Linked DNA regions of Homo sapiens: all the other regions are linked to region 2. A link is a loop called in an ENCODE intact Hi-C map of the cell type or tissue named here. Cell type or tissue: Calu3. All regions are shown on one strand. Each heading gives the region's core, and the rest is flanking DNA. Links, peaks and the distances in the headings are about the cores only.

Region 1 (7,284 bases), core at 1,868-6,867, 280 kb before region 2:
CTGTCTTCTAACAGGCTGAAGAGCTGAAATTCTGAGGCCTAATTCTAATTTTGTATAGGGAATAGAGGCAGGGGTAAGGAGGAGGATAGCAAAAGTGCTCTAAAAAAGTAAAAACAAACAAAAACCTTTTTAAATATGTTCAAGCACTTACTGAGCTCTTGGTTCAGATCACAGTCCTGGTTAAGATCAATACTAGAAAGTATGGAGAAGTAATTTTTCCCTAACCATGTTAAGGATAGAGTTTACTGTTGCTGCTGTCAGCCAGGCTCAACTAGGATCCAGTAGGACATGTGATTTTAGATAGCACCATCCTCAAGGACTATCCAGAACATGTAACTTTGGAAAACACAATTCATGTGGCTTAAGCTCCAAAGATGTAAAAATAAATAAATAAATAAAATAATTTTAAAAAGGCCGGTGGGTCACGCCTGTAATCCCAGCACTTTGGGAGGCCGAGGTGGGCAGATCACTTGAGGTCAGGAGTTCAAGACCAGCCTGGCCAACATGGTGAAACTCCGTCTCTACTAAAAGTATAAAAATCAGCTGGGCATGGTGGCGGGCACCTGTGATCCCAGCTACTCGAGAGGCTGAGGCAGAACAATTGCTTGAACCCGGGAGACAGAAGTTGCAGTGAGCTGAGATTGCACCACTGCACTCCAGCCTGGGCAATAGAGTGAGACTTAGTCTCAAAAAGGAAAAAGAAAAAATTATATTTAAGAGATGAGGCAAAAAAAAAAAAAGTCAATGTTTAAGGTCTATTGTAATTAGCCAGCAACTGAATAAACCAAGAAACTACTTTTCACCATTTATGAGGATGGCTAGAACAACCAGGGTAATATAGAATCCTTTCTGCCTTGAACATGTGCTGAGTCTTCCCTGGATAATGGAGAAAGCCATGGAGGAAGACAGTAGCTGGCAGACTGGGAATCATAATAATTCTCATTGCACATCAAACTTTATGCTGTGTCAGGACAGGAACCAAGGGCCTTTTGTAGTTCCAGTTTGGTTGGAAGCTAAAGAAACCCATTCAAACTAGACTCTAGGTGGTGGCTAATTGTCAGCACAACCTTCTAGACAACCAAGAGCAAGGGCCAAGATCAGCCAGGCCTCTCATGAGTTTGCATGATGCCCGCTTCATCTTCTGTTCATACACCCATGTTATTCAACCACACCCCTCTGTACATCATGTTCCTCAGGGCCTCCTGATTTCTTCTCCTCCATGCCATCAGTGGCTCAGGTTGGTCATGATGTTTCTTTTGAATCCAGTCGAAAATGTTCAGGTGCCAGCTACAATGAAGTCAACAGAGAGGTCATCCCATGTTTATTGTCAATGTCACAAGAGTTCCAGGTGCTCCATATTGTCTCAACTATTTTGTGTGTGTGTGTGTTTAGATTAAATTGTCAAGAAAGACACCATAATTGGCTGTGCTCAACATTTAGATGGGTTCTCTTGGGATCAGGTTTCCACATTGATCTAACACTGTGGCCAGAGGGTCAAGATCACCTGTATAAAATCTGACTGTCCCTAGGATCACCCTTTTAGCAAGAACTGGAAAGAGAAGGCAATTTTTAGAAAGGAATTACGGGACATGGTCTGTTAAGACAAGTCTAAATGCCTGTAATAGAATGCATCCCTACAAATGCAATCCTACAGTGTATAAACTAGAGCTCATTACCTGCATTTCACAGATGAGGAAACTGAGACTCCAAGATATTAAAGGTCCTGCCCAATGTCACCCACTTCATAAGTCACGGAAGTGGCATTTGGCCCTAGATCTATCTCTCTGACTCCAACCCCATGCTCCTTTCATTTTTCCCTATTACCTAAATATCCAGATGGCCTACAAATATGGGAACAATTAGTTGGAAGTCACACAAACTAAGAAAGAAGTAAAATTTCCAAACTAGCCCCCATACTTCCAAGCAGTATATTTATTGTCTTGGAAATAAGACATGTCTTAGGAAAGCTTTTAATAAAAAATAAAGATTGCCTATAGGTGTTATTAGAAACTTAATTGGTGGGAAGTAAGAAAGCTGCATTGGAGCTGTGAATAGACAGGAGGCAGCTTAAACTGGGGAGAATGGACAACATTTAAACAGGAAAAGAGAGACCCAAATCAATTGTGCTTGCCTCTTAGTTTTGCCATAAATCACCCAGCCGGCAGGACCTACCAGATGCTGTGACTTTGCCAAACCTCTCTTTTGTGGGGTACAAAACAGGGCACTGCAGACTCTGTGCGCAGGCCTAAGAGAAATGCTAGAAGAGAAAATACAGGAGAAAAACATTCAGAAAGTCTTTGCAAATAGCAAAGACTACCAGCTGTTGGAAACTGGCAATCCAAGAGAGTTGATAGAACATTTTTTTCTCTCTTTCTCCATAAGAAAACCTTAATATGCTTTTCTAATTTATAAAATTACATTGGAAGATTTGGACATCTTTAAGTCTTTGCCAGTGCATTGAAATTCTTTTACCTTTTCTTATGCTGTGAATTTCCTGAAATTTTACCCATAGCTGTCTGACAGTAGCTTCGTGATGGCATTTACTAATACCATTCAAATAACATTCAACTGTGTCTTATCCATGGCTTAATGTATTTTGACCCTCTATGTCCAGAACATGAAAGTGTGAAAAGTAAATTTGAATTTCCATAAAAATTTAAGGAGACATAATCTCCAAACCTTCTATATAAGATAACATTCTCTAGCTTCCTCAGCTTCCCAGGAAAAGAGAACTAGAGTACAATAAACTCAGATTCAAAGGAATGGTAAATGGGAAAACATTTCAGTATGTTGGTAGTGACATATAGTATAAAACCTTGATAAATAAGACTTAGCTCTTCAACCATGACAGTCATGAAAACTTCTGGAATGAATTTTCATGTTACTTGAAATGGAATTTCCTTAGATATGGTGCATTTTCAGGTTAGAATTTAACCTTTAAACTAGAAATTTCTTGATTAAATTCAATGCCTGCCATGGGATGAGCTGTCAACACAGGCCTCCTCTGATTGGAAAATTTAGTGGACATGTTCTGCAGTGTGGATATTTACAATCTTAAATCTGCAAGGTTGCTGACACCTTTGAAAATTTAGTTTTTAAAATGCCTTCCCTGAGCACATGTAGCTCTGAGACTGTTACAATATGTTCAAGGAGCAAAACAGCCAAGTCCATCAGATGCATCTATGCAGAATACTAAATAATTAAAACAAATCTCAAGGCCTGCTTAAAAACAATAGGTTACAGAGAAATTGTTCTGTTTGTTAACTTCTATAATCGATAGCCAAGACTGGGATGTGAGTTAAATTATATTTCTTTGAAGCACTATTAGGTGAAGAAAAAGTTGTGTTTTTTTTCTGAGATGTTTTAAGATCTAAAGTAGTTCAACATTTGTTATATATCTTCCTCTTTTTCAAATGCCAAACACTTCCTTTTGAGAGAGCCACTTTTAATTTTTTTGTGCATCTCTCTATGAAATCACATGTACTTGTGATTTATACAAAAGGGTTCATGCATTAGTATCTCTGCATTATATGGCCACAAATTTTTACAGATAAATACAGATAACTTCACAGATAAGTATGTCAGTTTGGGCTGGACCTGAAATATTTTAAAAATATTGCTTATTCCAACTTTGGTTTGGGGGACACTTTGCTCTGAAGATCACACAAGCCTCCAAGCTCAGATTTATAATTTATTCCCATTTCTCATCAAATTTTACAAATTTGAGAGGACAACTATTGTAGGTCCTCTCCTTGCCAGTGTGATCAGTCTCTTAACCAGCAGCCTATGCATGGTTTATGGCCTTTTTGAAACATGGATGACTTTTCTATGTGGATGAGTGATAGTTGTTTGAGACTTGCGGATTGTGGATTGATTTTAAAGGTGGCTTTTGTTTGTTTTTTTTTTTTTTGTTTTCCCAAGCCAACCTTTTTCTTCTCCAGTCATGAGTGAATCACAATGTACCTTACTGAATCAGTCCTCATCTGGACTGATGCTCTTTTCAGAAAAGTTGGATTGGCCTTGTTTTCTCATTGTAAACATATTCTTAACCCAGGAAAGAGGATGTTCTCATCTAAGTCCTAATTGTGTTTGAGGGAACTACTAACCTGTATTGACAGTGAGAAATTTATCTCTCCCGCGCTGGCTGAAAGGAGATATTGTGTTTCCTCTTCTATATTAATATCAAATTATTTTGGAAAATGAGTCACTGCTGATACCCCAGCATATATATATAAAGATTGCCTATAGGTGTTATTAGAAACTTAATTGGTGGGAAGTAAGAAAGCTGCATTGGAGCTGTGAATAGACAGGAGGAGATATATATATATATTCCATATTCTGTGAATAGACAGGAGGATATATATATATATTTTTTTCCATATTCTACCAACATTTGTTCCATGATATTTACTGTAGAAGCAACACAGAATTTGTATGATGACTCATAATCTTTTATATCTACCTTGTTTAAGACCCACCTCTGACTCCCACAGCCTCCCTAAAACATTTACTTCTATGTCTCCAGGAAAAAAGTCTAGTGTAATACATCATTGCGGTAGGGTGGTGATTCATTATTTATTTGTTATCAGTACTCTCGAACACACATTGTTTCCATCAATACTGAGCAAAGATTGGTTTTATGTTTGAGCAATTTTAATAATACCAATGTGCAAAGTAGACTTCGTTGAACGCCCTTAAGCAACCTGGCTCAAATCAATCAAAAGTTATCATTTGCTGTGTAGCATTTAAATGTTGGAAAAACAGCACCATCTGCTGGAAAGGGGCAGGTAGGGCTATACATGTTAGCCAAGTACTGGAGAATGTGAAAGCCAAAACTCTTGACTGACTCAAGTGAGTCCGTGCATATCCATGTTCATGCAATTCACGTTATGAAATGGCAATTGTGTACGGTTCAGTGGAAAGAGCGCAGAATGAAAGCTGGCTTCTGGCTTAGGTTCAGCGATCATCATCTTCTCCTTCTCCTTTTCTTTCTCCTTCATCTTGAAATCTGTGTAACCTTGTAGAAATTACTTCTTGAAAATAAGAGTTCTTAGATGGTTGTTGGGGGTAAGGTGAGTATAGCACCTGAACTTTCTACCTTGTATTAGTCAGCTAGAGAATGGTTATTAAAGTACTTAACATTCACAAATCATATCAGGACTATAAGGCTTACGTATTAGTGTTAACATGTCAAATTTTAGCTTAGCGCAAAAATATGGTAGAAACCGAGCTGGCCTGACGAGTATTCTAATATGCTGCCAGAGAGACTGTTAATCGTGAAAGCAATTTGGCAACAAGACGAAGAGCTTTAAAAACATTCATTTGGTTTGACTCAGTCATTGTACTTCTAGGAATCCATCCAAAGAAAATCATTAGAGAAATGAAAATAGATTTATGGTCAAGAATGTTCATACCAACATTATTTAATGATGTTGAAATACTGGAAATGGAACTGATTGTCATCAGTAAGGAGTATTAAATAAGTCACATGATAAACTGTTGTACAGCATTAAATTCATGCTTTGAAGAATAATGATATGAAGAAATATTCACAATATAATTGTAAGTAAAAAATAAATAGTATATGGAAGTAGATGACCAGTGTGACTATAATTTTGGGAGGAAAGAGGAATCAAGGAAGGAAATAAATATTGGTATTATATCAGCCTTGTTGCTATTTGGGGCCATATAAGTCTTTGTTGGGTATGTGGGGGCTTTTCTGTGCATTAGATGATGTTTAGCAGCATCTCTGGCCTCTAGCCAAATGTCAGCAGCACCATTTCACCCACAAGGAACAACCAAAAATGTCTGCAGACATTGCCAAATGTCCTAGACGGGAGACAGCAAAATTGCCCTCAGTTGAGAACCAATGTTCTAAAGGAAAACAGCACAAAGATATATATATATAGATAGATAAATAGATAGATAGATTGTGTGTATATATATATGTGTGTGTGTGTATATATATATGTATATATGTGTGTATATATGTATATATGTGTGTGTGTATGTATATATGTGTGTGTGTATATATATGTATATATATATATGTGTGTGTGTGTGTATATATATATATATAGAGAGAGAGAGAGAGAGAGAGAGAGTGTGTGTGTGTGTGTGTGTTATTTGTGTTGCCAGTATTACTCGGCCAAGCTGGATGAATAAGCTAGTTAATAGGAATCAAATGGACAGCTTTCAGAGTAACTCACTGGCTCTCCAGGGTCTTGCCTAAAGCAAGTTCTTAGGAAACACATTTGACAACTGGCAAGAAAAATTCATAGGAAATACAAAGATTTTCTGACACATGACCCTTAGGAATCTAGGCAGTTTTCTCCTTGTATTAATGGCATTACTTTATATCCAATTCTTGGTAAAATAGTTACTTTTTTTCTTCTTTGTAATTTCTCTATTTTTGTATTTTTCTACAATTAACATAAATTCATTTGTTATTAAAAAAATTAAATACATTTTAAGAACCCCCATGGGAGAGGCTACAAAGCAAATTTTGTAATCCTATCTAGTGTTCTGTTGTAATCTTGACGGATTTTATCCTCTCTATATATCCTCCCATCATCCCAAAATAGGACAAAACCTGCAAAATTGCAGTTTTGTGAACAGGTATTAAAAAGTATAAAACGTGAACATGAACATGTATTAAAAAGTGTAAAACGCCATGAAGATGAACACACAGTTATTTTAAGCGACATTTGCTTTCAGGTTTTTTAGGCTTTTTTTGTTTTTATTAACTAGTTCATCTAAATGTTTACAAAAATTAATAAACCAGGTAATTTATGGGTTCCACTTCATTGCCCCTGGATAGGCGCTATCTTTTATAATAGGCCCAATAGTCCACTCCATTTGGAAAAACCAAAGTCGGAAAGATCAATGGCTTTTTCTCTTGGTGGCCATTACTTTTGATACGTGGATCAATTACACTGTTTCAGATGATCTCATAGCAGATGAGCTTTTGTGGAACATGTTTACAGAGTCTCTTCTCTTTTCTCAGGCCCCAAATATTACATTCTATATAACATGCTGGTTACCTGCAAAATCTCCTTTTGAAAAATAACCTCTTTGGAGACCCAAGCTCAATATGTGGAAAGAAAACGAGACTGAGACCACTTAGCTGCACTACAATAACTGAAATCAAATAAAAATGAGTAAGCTCTTTCTCTTTCCAATTCTTTGAAATGAAATTTTCTTACCAGTGGAGTATCAGTGTATGAAGGTTTAGCCACAAGCCAAGTCAAAGGAACTGTAATAAGTTCTGAAAGAAATGATTTA
Region 2 (8,516 bases), core at 2,112-7,111:
TTTCTGAGGCCTCTGCTCTGTTCCATTGATATATATATCTGTTTTGGTACCAGTGCCATGCTGTTTTGGTTACTGTAGCCTTGTAGTATAGCTTGAAGATGGGAAGTGTGATGCCTCCAGGTTTGTTATTTTTGCTTAGGATTGTCTTGGTTATGCAGGCTCTTTTTTGGTTCCATAAGAAACTTAAGATAGTTTTTTCTAATTCTGTGAAGAAAGTCAATGGTAGCTTGATGGTAATAGCATTGAATCTGTAAATTACTTTGGGCAGTATGGCCATTTTCACAATATTGATTCTTCCTATCCAGGAGCAAGGAATGTTTTTCCATTTGTCTGTGTCCTCTCTTATTTCCTTGAGCAGTGGTTTATAGTTCTCCTTGAACAGGTCCTTCACATCCCTTGTAAGTTGTATTCCTAAGTATTTTATTCTCTTTGTAGCAATTGTGAATGGGAGTTCACTCATGATTTGGCTTTCTGTTTGTCTATTATTGAGGTATAGAAATACTTGTGGTTTTTGCACATTGATTTTGTATCCTGAGACTTTGCCAAAGTTTCTTATCAGCTAAAGGAGATTTGAGGCTGAAACAATGGGGCTTTCTGAATATAAAATCATGTCATCTGCAAACAGAAACAATTTGACTTCCTCTCTTCCTGTTTGAATACCCCTTATTTCTTTCTCTTGCCTGATTTCCCTGGCCAGAACTTCCAGTACTATGTTGAATAGGAGTGGTGAGAGAGGGCATACTTGTCTTGTGCCAGTTTTCAAAGGGAATACTTCCAGCTTTTGCCCATTCAGTATGATATTGGCTGTGGGTTTGTCATAAATGGTTTTTATTATTTTGAGATACATTCCATCAATACCTAGTTTATTGAGAGTTTTTAGCATGAAGGGGTGTTGAATTTTATTGAAGGCCTTTTCTGCATCTATTGAGATAATCATGTGGTTTTTGTCGTTGGTTGTCCAATGACTCCATATTCAGCCCTCATTTCAGGAGGGCAGCCGGGCCAGCAGATTGCTCCAGCCAATTAGCAAAATACTTCTATTGTGGGGACATGCAAGGTCGGGTAGCCAGAATGGTTCTGCTACATTGATGTGTTTGTATAAGCATAGGTCCCACATACCCTAGGAGTGGCACTGCTCCTTCACAGCACTTCTACAATCTGAAAGTATGCTGTTCATGAGTTTATTTGCTTACTTCCGAGTACTTCCCCACCACCAGTAGGATGTAAGCTCTGTGAAGAGGTTGACCTTAGCTACCTTGTTTGTCATTGGACGTTCAATGACAAATCAGTTCCCAGCAGAGAGAGTATTCAATAAATATCTGTTGATGAGATAAATGAATTACTGCATGAAATAATGTATTTAATTACAGACTTCTCTTCTCCTCTAGACTGTAAGCTCTCAAGACAAAGTATTCTGCTTTATATGTCTCGGTCCTCATGCTGGCATACTGCCTCCCATATAAGGAGGCATGAAATCAGTATCTTTGAACGCATAAGTAAATGAACAGATGAATGAGTGAATGAATGAACATATGCTATCTACACTAGAAGTTCTTAATTTTATCCTCACATTAGAATCATTGGGGAACTTTTAAAAACCGCAATGCCCAGGACCAATTAAACTAGAATCTGTGGGGCTGTGCCCCAGGCATGAGTATATTTTAAAGCTCTTTAGGCAATTCCAAGTGCACAGCCATAGTCGAGAATAGGGTGACCAGCCACTAGGTTTATTCAGGATTGACACATCTCCCAGAGTGCAGGAATTTAAATGCTAACACTGTGACTACACTGGGCAAGCCTGGATGGCTGGTCACCTTAGCCGAGAACCACTGATCCAAACTGTCACCCACGGCCATTCTTGAGTGATGTATTTTCAATTTTTGAAAGTCAAGACTCATTGGTTTCATGCTTTCATTTGACACTTGCCTAATTACATTCAGGCCTGTAGCTCACCTTGACCTCAATAACTGCTTCCTGCTATGTGTTCCTGTTCAGGCTCGTGCTGCTATTATTGACTTGGGTGACATACTAATTTGCAACATACAAATGGCAAAGGGAATGATTAAACTATTCCAGCAAGTCAGCACCAACCAGTAGACCAGCTAAAGAAGCAAAGAAACATGTAAAGTGCTACCTTTCCAAATGCAATCGCAATGAGCCTTCACTTCTTTTCCTCTCCAAATTGATGACAGAACATTTTGACACATTTCTACTTATCACTTGTGTATGCCAGTTACCCTGGTATGAGTGTGCAGTCCCTGTTGTTACCTGAGGAGATAATTTTTAATGGAAAATTCCACGTGAGAGCTGAAATGATATTCATCATTGTAAACACTAATAAATTTACTCCAAGTATGTGGTCGATAATAAGCCCATCAATGTGTGGACACCAGAATCAGAAATGCTCTTCAACCTACGAAGGGAACAGAGCACCACAGCTCTTGAGGGCCTTGTTACTCAAATCATGGCCCCAGATCAGCAGCAGCGGCCTCACCTGGGAGCTGGTTAGAAACACAGAACCTTAGGCTCCACCCAAGAGCTACTGAATCACAAGGTCTGCAGCTGGGACCCAAGAACCTGTGTCTTAAAAAGTTCTCCGAATTGTACTTATGCATGCTAAAATTTGAGAAGTGTTCACTTAGCAAACATTTTTTGCCTAATTTATAACGTCAGTATCTCAGAGCCCAGAGGGAAGAGGCGAGGGTAAGCAGGAAAGGAGGCACACAGCGCAGTAATTCCCAGCCTCTGGACATTGGCTGCACATTGGAAGCACATGGAGAGCTTTAAAAATATCCGCGCCTGGATCCCATCCCAAGCAACATGATTTAATTGGTATGGGATGCACCCTGAGCGAAGCTCCCCAGGTGATTCTAATGTGCAGCAAAGTTTTGGAATCACTGATGTAAGTTAACGACCAGGAACCCTGCCCCACCTCCTCATTGTTTCTGGCCTTGACTGCTGGCGAACCCAGAGGAATGAACAGCATACACATTTGCTATATTTCTTTCCTAAACATCAGAAGCAGCAATGATGAAGAGGAATTCTCTGGATCTGACTCTCACCTCTAGTTTGCTGAATACTTCTTCCATTTACCCTGTTAGTAGCTGTTTTATCTTTGGCTGTTCCACCTCCCTGGATCTCAGTAGTCTCATATGTTTCAATGAGACAGGAGACAATAAGACCCAGTCCCCAGATTAACTGGGATGTTACATATGACATATGGAAGTGCCTAATACTTTGCCCAGCACATGTTTGATGTTTAAAAACTCTGAGCTGAGGAAGGTTGTCTCTTTATCCTCCTCCCCGATCGTGAGATATCCAGCAGCATGAAGCTTGGCAATTATTTAGGGGTGTCTCTTCCTCAGTGCACTAAGGGTGTTGGTGAACTGTGAAAAACCTGTTTAAACAGAAATCACTTATACAATCTCATTTCAGTCTCACACCCCAGCCATGTAAACTGGATATTTATTGCCTCCATTTCACAAATAATCAACAGTGGCTGAGAGGAGCCACAGGGACTCTCACTTGGGCCCCCTGCCTGGAGCCTAATGTTGCTTTCGTTACTGCACTGCCTCCATTTCCAGCTTCCCCTCCAGCTGCTTGGCAGGCTGCCTCTATGGACAGGATGCATTCACCTAGATGAGCTCTGGGCCAATAGCACTTACTGTGATGATAGAAATGTTCTGTATCTGTGCTTTCCAGTTCAGTAGTCACTAGCCACATGGAACTATTAAGTTCTTAAAATGTGGCTAGCCTGACTGAGGAATTATAACTTTAATTTTATTTAATTTTGATTAATTTAAACTTAGCCACCTGTGAACCGCACAGCTCTAGAGACAGAATCTGGAGAAAAATAAGAACCTGGGAAATAGTTCCAATGGTTTCTACCCACAAATCAAAGTAAACCTAAGCCGCTGGTTTGCCTCTCTGTTAAAAGACCTTCCTAACTCTTTTTCAGAAAAGTGGCAAGTTGGTACGCTAGTTGATGAGAGCACCCTCCCCATGCAAAATACTATTCAAGTGATGCCTTGAAACCAGTGATTGGCCAGCAGAAGCAAAATGTGTGGTAGAGCAGAGTTTCTCAAACTTGAGTGTGTGCACAAGTCATCTGGGATCTTGTGAAAATACGGATTCTGGTTTAGTGGGTCGGGGACAGGGTCTGAGACTTGCATTTCAAAGAAGCACCAGGGTGGCACTGCTGCAGCTGCTCTGTGAACCACACTTTGCCTAGCCAGACGGTAGAGCAATGCTGCTCACCAGGCCAGTTTTGCCTCCCTTCACACATGGGGGCATTTGGCAATGTCTGGAGACATTTTTGAGCATCATGTCTGGAAGGATGGGGGTGGGAAAATGCTATTGACATCTACTGGGTTCAGTCAAGGCGTGCTATTAATAATCTACAATGAACTTGTATGCATGCATCAAAATATCACATGCATACCATAAACATGTACAATTATTATATATCAAAAAAGCATGGAGTTTCAAAGACCTTCTTTTTAAAAAGTTTTTAAAAATGTAATAATAATAATAATCTACAATATACAGGAGAGCCCTGTGACAAAGAGTTACCCAAAATGTTAATAATACCAAGTTTGAGAAACCTGCTGTATAGCCAAGCAGGCTCTTTGGGAATAGGGGCATTAATGGCAGAGGGATGGAGCAGGCGCTCTTGGTGTAATAACTGATCGTCGTTTTCTCTCTTCCACTCTTTTCTCCCACTTGTCCTCACACAGGAGCCAATGCCTCGGCCCCAGACCAACTGAGCTTAGCTTTAGCCTGGAACAGAGTCGACATCGCTCGCAGCCAGATCTTTATTTACGGGCAACAGTGGCCGGTAGAGTATATATCGTCTCCCATGAAAAGCCCACTTTGGTTGGCCAAGGGTATTTGTTTAAGGAGCCTCTGAGGTCAGCTCAGAAAACGATTGCTTTTTCTTTAAGATGGAATGTGTTCCTTGGTAGCAAAGTCTGTATCCTGAGCTCCCTTTCTCATATTTAGGAAAGCACCGCCATCTAGTGGAAATTTCAACTGAACACAACTCCAAATATTTCCATCTCTATGAGTTGTCTTTAATAGCAATTTTCAGCTGCAAATGATGCCATTTATTTGAATACATCTGAAAAAATATAAGACAAATCTGTATTAACTAAAATTAAGGAAGGGGTAGAATTATTAATTTGCTTCTGATTGTCTTTGATGGGGCAAAGGGAAGGGTCACACCTCAGGATGCAGAATTAGCAGGCTTCCCTCTGCAGGCGCCATCTGGTCCTGGTGACTGAGCACAGGTCCTCCCTATTTGCAAAGAACAACATGAGGAAACCAATGCTTTATATAACTGTTCTTGGTTTGCTTCCCTCAATTGACTCTACCAAAAATAAAAATTTGAGAGATTGGCCATCAGGTGGGATATGTATGCATCCACAGGAGGCAGCCCAGCAGCCTGAAACTCGGTTTCTGTGCCTGGAATCACAGCACTCACCGGCAAGCCTTATCTTACTCCTTCCTTTCCCCTAGAGAGTTTCTGCCTGGGATGGAGCCCCTGTCTTCATTCAGTGCTGGTGGATTGCTAACATGGAAAGATTTGTCAGAGTCTAGACCCTGCAACATTTTTGTGAAATGGATTAAATAAAAATCTAAGCTATTGGCAAATCCAGAAAGTAGGCTGGTTGTTCTGTTTTGTTATGTTTTTGTTTTGTTTTCAGTTAAGTGACATCTTTGTGGTCTTGCTTCTACAGAGACCCAGCATTGATTTAGGGCCTTTGGTCTGTTGACTTGGGTCCCTCTTCTCAAGTTGGCCTGGGGTCTCCCTCAGAGCCTAAGGATAACAAAAATGAAGACAGCAAAAGTGCCCCCTTTGACACTTCGCTGGTGTTGAGAAATTTAATCAGATAATTGCAAGGGGAAAAACCTTGTGAACCCTTGCACCTTCTTGGGATCCAGAACAAGAGATTCAGGGAAGAAATAGTTTTTGGAACTAGAAATGCTTGACTTCTATTTGCAAAGACAGGCACCCAAACATGGGAGAGGTGTGGCTGTCCCAAAAGTGAATCTGTGAACAGTCTTGCTAGCATGTTCTTAGATGTGCTGAAGGTTTACCAGATGTCAAAGGCATCCATTTCTAAGCTGTTCAAGTGAACACTAAAGAACTGCATCCATAGATAGACCCTGGGGCAGACTAACTCAGTGACTTGGTTTGCAGGTGGGATCTCTGGAGCAAGCCATGTTGGATGCCTTAGTTCTGGACAGAGTGGATTTTGTGAAATTACTCATAGAGAATGGAGTAAGCATGCACCGTTTTCTCACCATCTCCAGACTAGAGGAATTGTACAATACGGTAGGGCCAAACTAAGGCACTTTTTATTTTCTTTTTTTTCTGTTTGTTTTACCTTCTCCTGCCCCCCATATGCCTGTGATTCTCTTCCCTTCTCCCGTCCAAATGCATGGTTCATTCATCACAAATACTCCCTTAGACCTACATAGATGACAAACACCAAGTCACCAAGATTCCGCTTGTTTTAATTGCTCAGTTGTCAGCATGTAAGGCAAAAAGTTATGTAATAACCTAAGTGTATCATTCTCATATTCTTATACAAAGCCACAAGGCTCTGGAAATGAGAACACAGTTTGTTCTGTAAGCCCAGAGGGTGTTAGAGGCAATTAGCAAAGGAGGGTTGGTTTAACTCTAAGCATCACAAAAGGCTGATTAAGTAACCTGCGCCATTTTTTATCCTCAGAGCTATGAAGTTCATTCTTCATAGTTCAGCTATAAAGTGGAAGAAAAGGTAAAATATCTCTTTTTTGAGTCACTCAAAAATTTTGGTTTTGTTTTGTTTTGTTTTTTAGCTTAGTAATGATTTGTTAATTTACTCACTAGGGATACCAAGGAGTAATCATAGGTAAAACTACTGTTTATGAAGTTATTGAGAGCATTCACATGAGTTAAGTGCATTGGCTCTGAGCTCATACTAAAATCCAGTGAAGTTTAAAGAGCAGAAATTTTTCCCCATTTACCAAATGAGGAAACTGAGGCTGTCTTAGTCCATTTGTACTATGATAATAAGATGCCTTAGACTCAGTAATTTATAAACAACAGAAATTTATTTCTCTGGGTTCTGGAGGCTGGAGAGTCTAAAATCAAGGCTCTGGCAAGTTCAGTGTCTGGCGAAGGTTGCTTTTTGCTTCCAAAATGGCACCTTGTTTTGCCATTCTCCAGAAGGGACAAATGCTGTGTCCTCACAAGGCAGAAGAGACAGAGGGCAAAAGGCCTGAATGTTGTGTGAAGCTTCTCTTATAATGGCCTTAATCCCCCTCACAAAGGAGGAACCCTCAGGACCTAATCACCTCCCAAAGGTCCCACTTCTTTTCTATTATTATTATTGTGATTATTATTATACTTTAAGTTCTGGGATACATTTGCAGAACGTGCAGGTTCATTACACAGGTATACACGTTAAAGGCCCCACTTCTTAATACTAGTACATTGGAAATTAACTTTCAACATGAATTCTGGAGAGGACACAAACATTCAAACCATAGCAGAGGCCAAGGTGAATTCAAGGTCACAAAACTCCTAAGAAAGCCAGTAAGTACCGAACCCAAGCTTCTGTCTCTAAGATTATTCTACCCCTCATTTTTCACAATGCCTCTGTCCCATCACGCAGAGGGCAAGCAGGATGGAGCTTATTTCCTGTCCCCAGCCAGTAGTAGTTGTTAGATGGTGCCACGCTGGCACCATCTGCAAAAAATAGAAACGGGTTAGCAGAATGTCTCCTAGTCTCTGTTTTCTCCAGAGACTTTTCTTGGTTCAGCATACTGAGACTTTCAGGAAGAATAATGGGTTTTCAATTAAAAAAAATAAATAAATAAAGACAAGCATTGAATGGTCTATCAATTAGAGAATCAAGGGAGTAATTTATTCCAAAGACTGGGGAGTGGGGGTGGGTAGGAAAATTCTAGACTGAGGAAGGCCAGTAAGTTTGATCACTTCAGTCTGCTGGTGGTGGCTTCCCGGAATACTTTGTTGAGGATTATGGAACAGTAAATAGCCTCAGTAATAATAATAGCTAACACTAATTGGCATTAAGCACCATTTTTAATAGCTTTATAAACATTATATCATTTAATCCTCACAACAACCCCATCAGATAAAGTGATACTGTCATTCCCATTTTAAAGATGATAAAACTGAGTCACAGTTAAGTTGCTTGCCCACGTTCAGAGCCAGTAAGCAGCAGAGGTGTAGAGCCAGGCACTCTGACTCCAGAGTCTGTAGGCTAAATCACTGCACAATCCAGCATCCCCTCAGTGGAAAAAGAGCTCTGATGGGCACGTCCACATGAATGGGCAGGTCGTTGCCGCATTTCATAGACCTGTCTCAATACTTGAATGGTTGCAACAGTGCTTAAGAATTTGCCATTGGTTGGGCGCAGTGGCCTCCCAGCACTTTGGGAGGCCAAGGCGGATGGATCACTTGAGGTCAGGAGTTTGAGACCAGCCTGGCCAACATGATGAAA
Region 3 (7,284 bases), core at 1,868-6,867, 360 kb before region 2:
TTATTATTGTCTTAATAATTTTATCTGTTAGTCTTCATACTTAAAATTTAAGTGGCTTACATATTATAATTATAGTATTACAGTATTTTGAATTTGTCTGTATTCTTACTTTTACCAGTGAGTTGTATTCCTTCAGATGTTTTTGTGTTACCCATTTGTATCCTCTTCTTTTAGATTAAATAATTCCATTTAACATTTTTTGTAAGACAGGTCTGGTGTTGATTAAACCCCCAGCTTTTGTTTGTCTGGGAAACTTTTTATTTCTCCTTGTTTGAAGGATAGCTTTACTGGGTACAGTATTTTTGGTTGACAGTTTTTTTTTCCTCTCAGTACTTTGAATATAGCATTTCATTCTCAGCCTACAGGGTTTCTGCTGAAAAGTTTGCTGAATGCTATATTGAGACTCTATTGAATATGTTTCATTTCTCTTGCTGGTTTTTAAATATTCTTTCTTTGCTTCGATTTTTGCTAATTTGATGGTGATGTGCTTCGGAAAATTCCTATTTGGGTTGAATTTGGTTGCTAACCTATGAGCCTATGAGGTTTTTTTTTTTGACATGGAGTTTCACTCTAGTTGCCCAGGCTAGAGTACAATGGTGCGATCTCAGCTCACCACAACCTCCACCTCCCAGGTTCAAGTGATTCTCCTTCCTCAGCCTCCCAAGTAGCTGGGATTACAGGCATGCCCTACCATGCCCTGCTAATTTTGTATTTTTAGTAGAAATGAGGTTTGTTCATGTTGGTCAGGCTGGTCTCAAACTCCCAAACTCAGGTGATCTGCCCACCTGGCCTTCCTAAGTACTGGATTACAGGCATGAGCCACTGTGCCTGGCCACTTCCTTTATCTTAATGCTGTTGCCTTTCTGTAGATATGGTGAATTTTCAGCCATTATTTTCTCAAATTGGCTTCCTAAGCCTTGTTCTCTCTCATCTCCCTTGGGAACTCCTAGTATGTAGAAGTTGGTCTGATGGATGATGTTCTATAATTGTCATAAGCCTTCTTTACTCTTCTTTTTTATTCATTTTTATTTTTGTTCCTTTGAATAGGTAATTTCATATGTTTTATCTTCAAGATTGTTCATTCTTTCCTCTGTTTGATCAAGTCTGTTGTTAAAGCTTTCTAATGAGTTCATTTATTGTATCCTTTATTTCTAGAATTTCTTTTTATTATTATTGTTTCTATTTCTTTGTAAAATAGCTCACTAGTTTCTGGATATTTCAAAATTTCATTTAGTTATCTATCCACATTTTCTTGTGATTCCCTAAACTTCTTTAAGAGGACTATTCTGAATTTTGTCATATATTTCATAGATCTTTAAATTTTTCTAGCTCTATTACTAAAACTTTGTTTGTTTCTTTTGGTGATGTCATAGTTCTCTGGGTTTTCATAATCCTTACATCTTTACATTGATGCCTGCATATAGGAGGAGACCTCCCCCATTTGCCTGTTCCAGCTTTTGCTGGTGTTTTTGGTGGTGTTAGGCTTTTACTACTTAACACTGGAGCTTAACCGCCATTCTGCGGTTGCTTCCCGGATTGCGGAAGACTTACAGTGAGCATTGGAATGTAAACACTGCACAGGAACTGAATTGTTGTGCTGCCCTTGTTTCCCAGTCTGAGAAAGACTTAAGTTAGTGCCACTACTTAATCACCAGCCTTTGGGTTGTTTCCAGGTCAAGGGAAGGCTCCAAAGGAGCACCTGAGCTTTGTGGGAAATTCAGCCAGGGATTTGAGCCTTTCAGTGGATTGTGCCCCCTTGCAGCACTGTGGCTCTGGCCAGTCTTATCCATGTGACCTCTCCACTGATCAGAGCATAGGGCAGCTACCCTGCACATCAGTTACTGCAATCAGCACCCCTGCATTTTGTCCCCAATTCAACCCAGATGGTTCAGCCTTCCTGGTACTCCCAGTGGTTCTTGTGGGACATGACCAGAGTAGACTAGTGGAAAGATCAAATGTCAACCTCATATTTTCTCCTTCCACTTCAGAAACCATGGGTCTAAGGAAATTCTGTGTGAGTGATGTTATTCTATCTTGGAGGAGGGTGTGGCACAGTCTAAAATGACCACTCCTCTAACTGGCTTCAGCTTCTGTCAGTTTCGTGAGCCCAGGGCGTTCTCTACTTCTCCCTTGAGTTCTATTGAATTCAGTGTGGTATTCTTATTCCGGAATACTTTCTAGCTGTATTTTTACGGGGGGAGTGATTTCGGGGGGCTCTTCATTCCACCACCTTGCCGACTGCAAATGGTATTTAAAATAAAACGATACCGAACTTTATTCATAAGCATCGCATAAATCAACCTACACTGAGATACATTTCCCATGTATCAGATTGGTAAAAATTCAAAAGATCAACAACACATCCTATTAGCAAGGTTGTGGAGAAACAGCCACTCTCCTACATTGCTGATGGGAAAGCACAGTGGTTCCACCTTGTGGAGGGGGATTTACCAATATCTAATAAATATACATATTCATTTACTCTTTGTCCCAGCAGCCCCAATTTTAGTAATTTACCCCAAAAATATACCTTAACAAGTACAAAAAAAAAAAAACCATATGCACAAAATTATTTATTGCATCATTATTTGTAATAACAAAATACTGGAAACAACCCAAATGCCCATCCATAGAAGAATGACTGAATGAACTTTGCACAATAAAGTGCCATATACACAGAGGCACACAGAAAATGGGGAAAAGATCCTTGAACTGCTATGCAGTGATTTACAGGATATACTGTTAAGTGTTTTTTTTTTTTTTTTTTAAGGCAAGGGAAAAGGATTCAAAATGTTTAAACTGAATCTAGTCTTGGAGCAACAATCAGACAAGTAAGATTGTACAAAACTACCTGAAACGAAGACCCTTTTAAAATGTCAATGTAACAAATGACCAGAAAAAGAGAAATATAAAAGCCAGTAGATTAGTTTTATATTTAAAGAGCTTAAAGAGGCTTTCTAAACAAATACAGTAATTCTTGATAGAGTCCTGGACCCAACATCAATAACAATGACAATTATTACAAACCTTTTTGGAAAATATGAATATGGATTGAATATTGGATCATACTTATCAATATTATATTTCTTGGTTGCGATGTTAGCATTGTGGTTTTATGGGAGAATATTCTTATTCTTAAGAGGTACATATTTTAATATTTAGGAATGAAGTATCATCTTATCTACAACTTGCATTCAAATCATTCAGAAAAATAAAGATTATTTAAGTTAGAGCTATGCCTTTTACTTATTTATAATTCATTAGAATTTGGATTTCGATTTCAATAATGTTAAAAATAATAAATTATCCTAATCAAATGTTAATTGAATGCCTGTGATACTATAGGTATGATAGGGGAAAAGGAGTCTAGGGGTGTTACTAGAAAGTAGACGTATATAGTGGAAGGAGAAAAGAGTCAAAGGATAAAAATGATCAATATACTGGATGAAGTTTTAGGAACATCATCAATGTAAAATAATTGTGTTGTGCATATTAAACTCGGTCTTTCATTTCTTCTGAGAACTCTCAGTAAAAAGAAAGGTGGCCACTTGTATTAGACAGTTTCCTGAGACAGATACTTATTTTCAAGATTCAAAAGCTAAAACCGCTGGCTCCAATTTCGATTTAAAGAAGTGTTTCTAGCAACTGATCATTGCTTGCAGCGTAAACAACAGTGACCTAGTACATGAAGTCAGGTTATGCTTCCATGATGAAGTGATTTCAAAGGTGAACTCTGAAGGATGAGTAAGAGTTAACTAGGCGAACGGATGGATTGAGAGAGTATTCTAAGGACATAGGAGCAGAAACAAAAAGAGAATATGGCAAATTTGAGAACTAAAAGAAAACCATTATGGCTGGAGTACAGAAAGGGAAGCAATAGCAGAATAGCAAGAAACAAGGCTAGAAAGGTAGGCAGCAAATCTTTCATTTACCTGATTGCTAAGTGTAGTTCCTCTGTCTGTGTTGACATGTCAACCACAAGGGGGCACACAAGACCAAATACCTGGTCTCTGGCACACCTGCCATCCCAAATGCATTTCCTTTGTTCCTTGGGTTATATAAAACTATTTTGTGTAGCCTCTATATCTTTCACATTTGCATCTGCCAACTAAGCAACAAAGGCAAAAACAAAAGTGACAGAAGTTCCAAGTTGCTACCACCACACAATAGATGACATATGTGTCTCATGCTCCCTTTAGGTTTAGAAATTCAAACAGCTGTTTGGACACAGGTGTATCAACAGTACCATGTTTCTTCAGTTACAGTGATTTTCTCTTTGGATTCCACATCAGAAAGGCTCATTTTTCAAGGCTAGGGACTCAATGTTTTTACAGGAGGAAAACTAAGGAGTGGTTTTCTTTTTCACAATGTCTCTGTTGTTCCTGGCTTTTTTCCCTAATAGACATTGTGTGGTACCAAGGCCTGCATAGGTAATTCAGCAAGCTTGTGCAGAATGCATTTGGATCGGTAGGAAAAGTAACTTCTGGTGCTCGAACCATGAGATACCAGAACTATCAGGTTCACTGTTACATTAAGATGTTTAAAATGACCTTCATAGAAAGAACAAACATGCAAAAACCTGAGGGAAAATGGTACATGTGTATGTCTCTTTCTGTATCTTTATATTTGTTAGTTATCCCAGAGTTTATAAACTGGATCAGAAGGCATATGACTACTGAATTGGTTATAGACATGAGCCCCATGTGGGCTTACGGTTGGGCAGACCCAAGGGTTCCTGGGCCACACATCACCTGCCCCAGCCTAGACTCTGGTCCTCAGGACTGGAGCTACTTGGAACTGGCTTTGGGTTCAAAGAGCATTAAAAATCAGAATTAGCTTAATCACCCACCCATGAACTACCACTTGAACAAGTGCTACACCAATCTCTCCTGTATGAGAATGAAGACAATTCGTTAGTACTGAGGAATTTAGTAGGCCAAACTATCATTTTGTATCCTGCATGTAATCTTCTGAGACTTTTCTAATAGAAAAGGTGTTTTGGTTGTTATGTAGCTGGCATTATAATTTATGGGAACAAAACTTATCAGACTAATATCAGTTCCTTCTATGGGAATGGCAGGACTAATAGACTGGAAAATGGTGTAATTGTGATTTATCTTGATTCTGTGAAGATTTTTATTTTATGGATACTAATGAAAAAATTAGAAAATGACTCCACCTCACTTTTCAGTGTCAGCTCTATAGACTAAGTAGCATATGTACATTGTATTGCCAGCTTCTTGTTAACTATGTGAAGGGTCTTGGTTAATGAAGTAAGGGGTAAGATCCTTCTCCTTTATGTTGGCAGATGATTATGTTATTTAACCAGTGAACTGTGTTTCATTAGTTCTAAAGGTAATAAAACTAGATAAATTTAACTATTAACTTCCAGAGAAAAGTCAAATAAATTGAAAAGGGAAATCTAAATTTCTCCAGACCCCAACTTAAGAAAGATTGATTTTTGTTGTTTATATATACGTTAACACTTACTTTTCATTGAACACCATACCTTGGGGAATTATTTTTATACCACAGAGGCCTGGCCATGGATCTGAAAACCACTTTAGCACTTTATTTTATTTCCAAAACTTAGCAGTATTTTGGAAATGACTGAAGAAAAAATAATAACAAAAATGAGTTGGAATTCAACACTTCAACCTCAGTGTTCAGCCAAATAGAATCTTAAGGTTCTGAATTGTAAAGTCCTTCCATTTGACTTGATTTTAGAGTCACATTGAGCCAAAACCGATGAATGTGTCTTGAATTCACTGCTTTGAACTGAAAAGCAAACTGTTTACTTGTTCCCAATGGGATACATTATGCTGAAAGATCGCTTCCTGTTTGTCCTAGAGGGGTTTCCCTTCCCTCAGAGAAGTCACAATTTGGGTCAGCTGTCTCTGCAGGGGCCATCCCCAACAGCTTTCTTGGGATAAGTGAGGTCCCCAAAACACTAGGTTATGGCATTATATGAAAATAAAGACTTGGCACAGTTCTTCCCTTTGCAAAGCATTCTGACTTTAAAAACAGCCTGAATGCTGAAGACAGAGAAAAAGAGCACACTTTCCCCCAACTGACTTCTGCTAAACACACTGTGGATTGTTTCAGATGCTCCTGAAAGCCGTAGGAATGCTCCCTGTGTGGATATTTTAGATGGCCTGTAGGAGGACTGCCCAGAAAGAGCTGCACCTTTTTCTGGCGTGACATTGAAAGGTGCTGGAGAATAAAAATAACCTTGGATCAACATATGAGTCAAATACTGTATTTATCCATCCTGCAGTTAGGGAACAAAAACTTAAAATGCCATCTTGCCAAAAATAATGGCAATTAAAGTATGCCAGCTCCATGACACTATGCATGGTAGCCAAGTGCTCTCCGGAAGCATCGTTACAGAGAAATAATACACTGGAGTTTCCAGTCTTTCATTTCCTATGATGGTATCTACTGAACTCTTTACCCTTCTGTATTCCATAAAACATGAAGGTTTCTTTTCTTCCTCTGAATCCAACCAAGGTGATACCACCAATTCTGCTTATTATTTCAGATCACGTTCAGGCCCAGGTACAGCTGTGCCCTGTCCTAGTAAATTCTAAGAATGATGCTAAATTCTGGCCTGAGTTACTACCTGAAGGAGGTTGAACAAGAAATTGTGGATGTCCAGAAACCACCCCATTCACCAGACTGGAGAAATCAGTTCAGTTAAAAGCACACCTATGATCTACTTCGGATGGATAGACAGTATATTACTAGCCTTCACAGTTCTTTCTTTTCTAGTGAGGCCCTGTAGGGGGTAGGCCAGATAATCTGACTCATCTTTGCTGTGTGCTTTCATCCCAGTGTGCTCTCTTCTATGAAAGGCAACTGGAACTGAAGAAAAATGAGAAACTCATCTTGAGGTAAAATTGAAAGGAACCAAGGAGCTTAAAGAAGGTAGTGATTATCAGCTAAGCAGAAATAGGGGGTTTGCTAGAACCATGCTTGGTAAGTCTGTCTACCCTCCATCACAGTGCCTTGTATAGAGGAGGGATGCAGCACAAATTATGGAAAGTATAAAAATGATGAGTGAGCAGGGGATAAGAGAGGAGAAAGTAAAAGTTTAAAGAGGACATAAAGACCATTATTACAAAATAAACGTAAATGCAGTTCTAGGACTTCCAGATCACAATAGTGAAATCGTCCATTTTCATGGTGCTGTAATCCGAGTTCCAGGAGTAAATAATACATCCCTCTCATGGGAATAATGTAAACAGCAGGAAGGAGAGGGAAAGGAAGAACGGACTGGAAAAC

Evidence for each region. Peaks named below come from ENCODE experiments on the same cell type or tissue, not always from the same donor. Only the 100,000 strongest peaks of a DNase experiment are listed, where the experiment ranks them.
Region 1: a loop joins it to region 2, with 10 times the contacts of the local background. A loop is called at or near these places in 28 of 110 quality-filtered maps.
Region 3: a loop joins it to region 2, with 11 times the contacts of the local background. A loop is called at or near these places in 47 of 110 quality-filtered maps.

What each region holds. Positions count from the first base shown.
Region 1 is chr9:70,922,624-70,929,907 of GRCh38, reverse strand. The region is part of intron 1 of TRPM3 (transient receptor potential cation channel subfamily M member 3); the gene reads left to right. Among named protein-coding and RNA genes, the nearest start is that of MIR204, 120 kb to the right of the region's middle. In Calu3, for the core only: a CTCF peak has its summit at 4,773 (motif pointing left); a DNase peak (open chromatin) is centred at 4,787.
Region 2 is chr9:70,636,881-70,645,396 of GRCh38, reverse strand. It overlaps TRPM3 (transient receptor potential cation channel subfamily M member 3), which reads left to right. Exons shown (of 26, transcript NM_001366145.2): 10 at 4,737-4,837; 11 at 6,203-6,337. Among named protein-coding and RNA genes, the nearest start is that of MIR204, 170 kb to the left of the region's middle. In Calu3, for the core only: no CTCF peak of the experiment used is centred there; a DNase peak (open chromatin) is centred at 5,006.
Region 3 is chr9:70,998,677-71,005,960 of GRCh38, reverse strand. All of the region lies in intron 1 of TRPM3 (transient receptor potential cation channel subfamily M member 3), which reads left to right. Among named protein-coding and RNA genes, the nearest start is that of TRPM3, 120 kb to the left of the region's middle. In Calu3, for the core only: a CTCF peak has its summit at 3,986 (motif pointing right); a DNase peak (open chromatin) is centred at 4,000.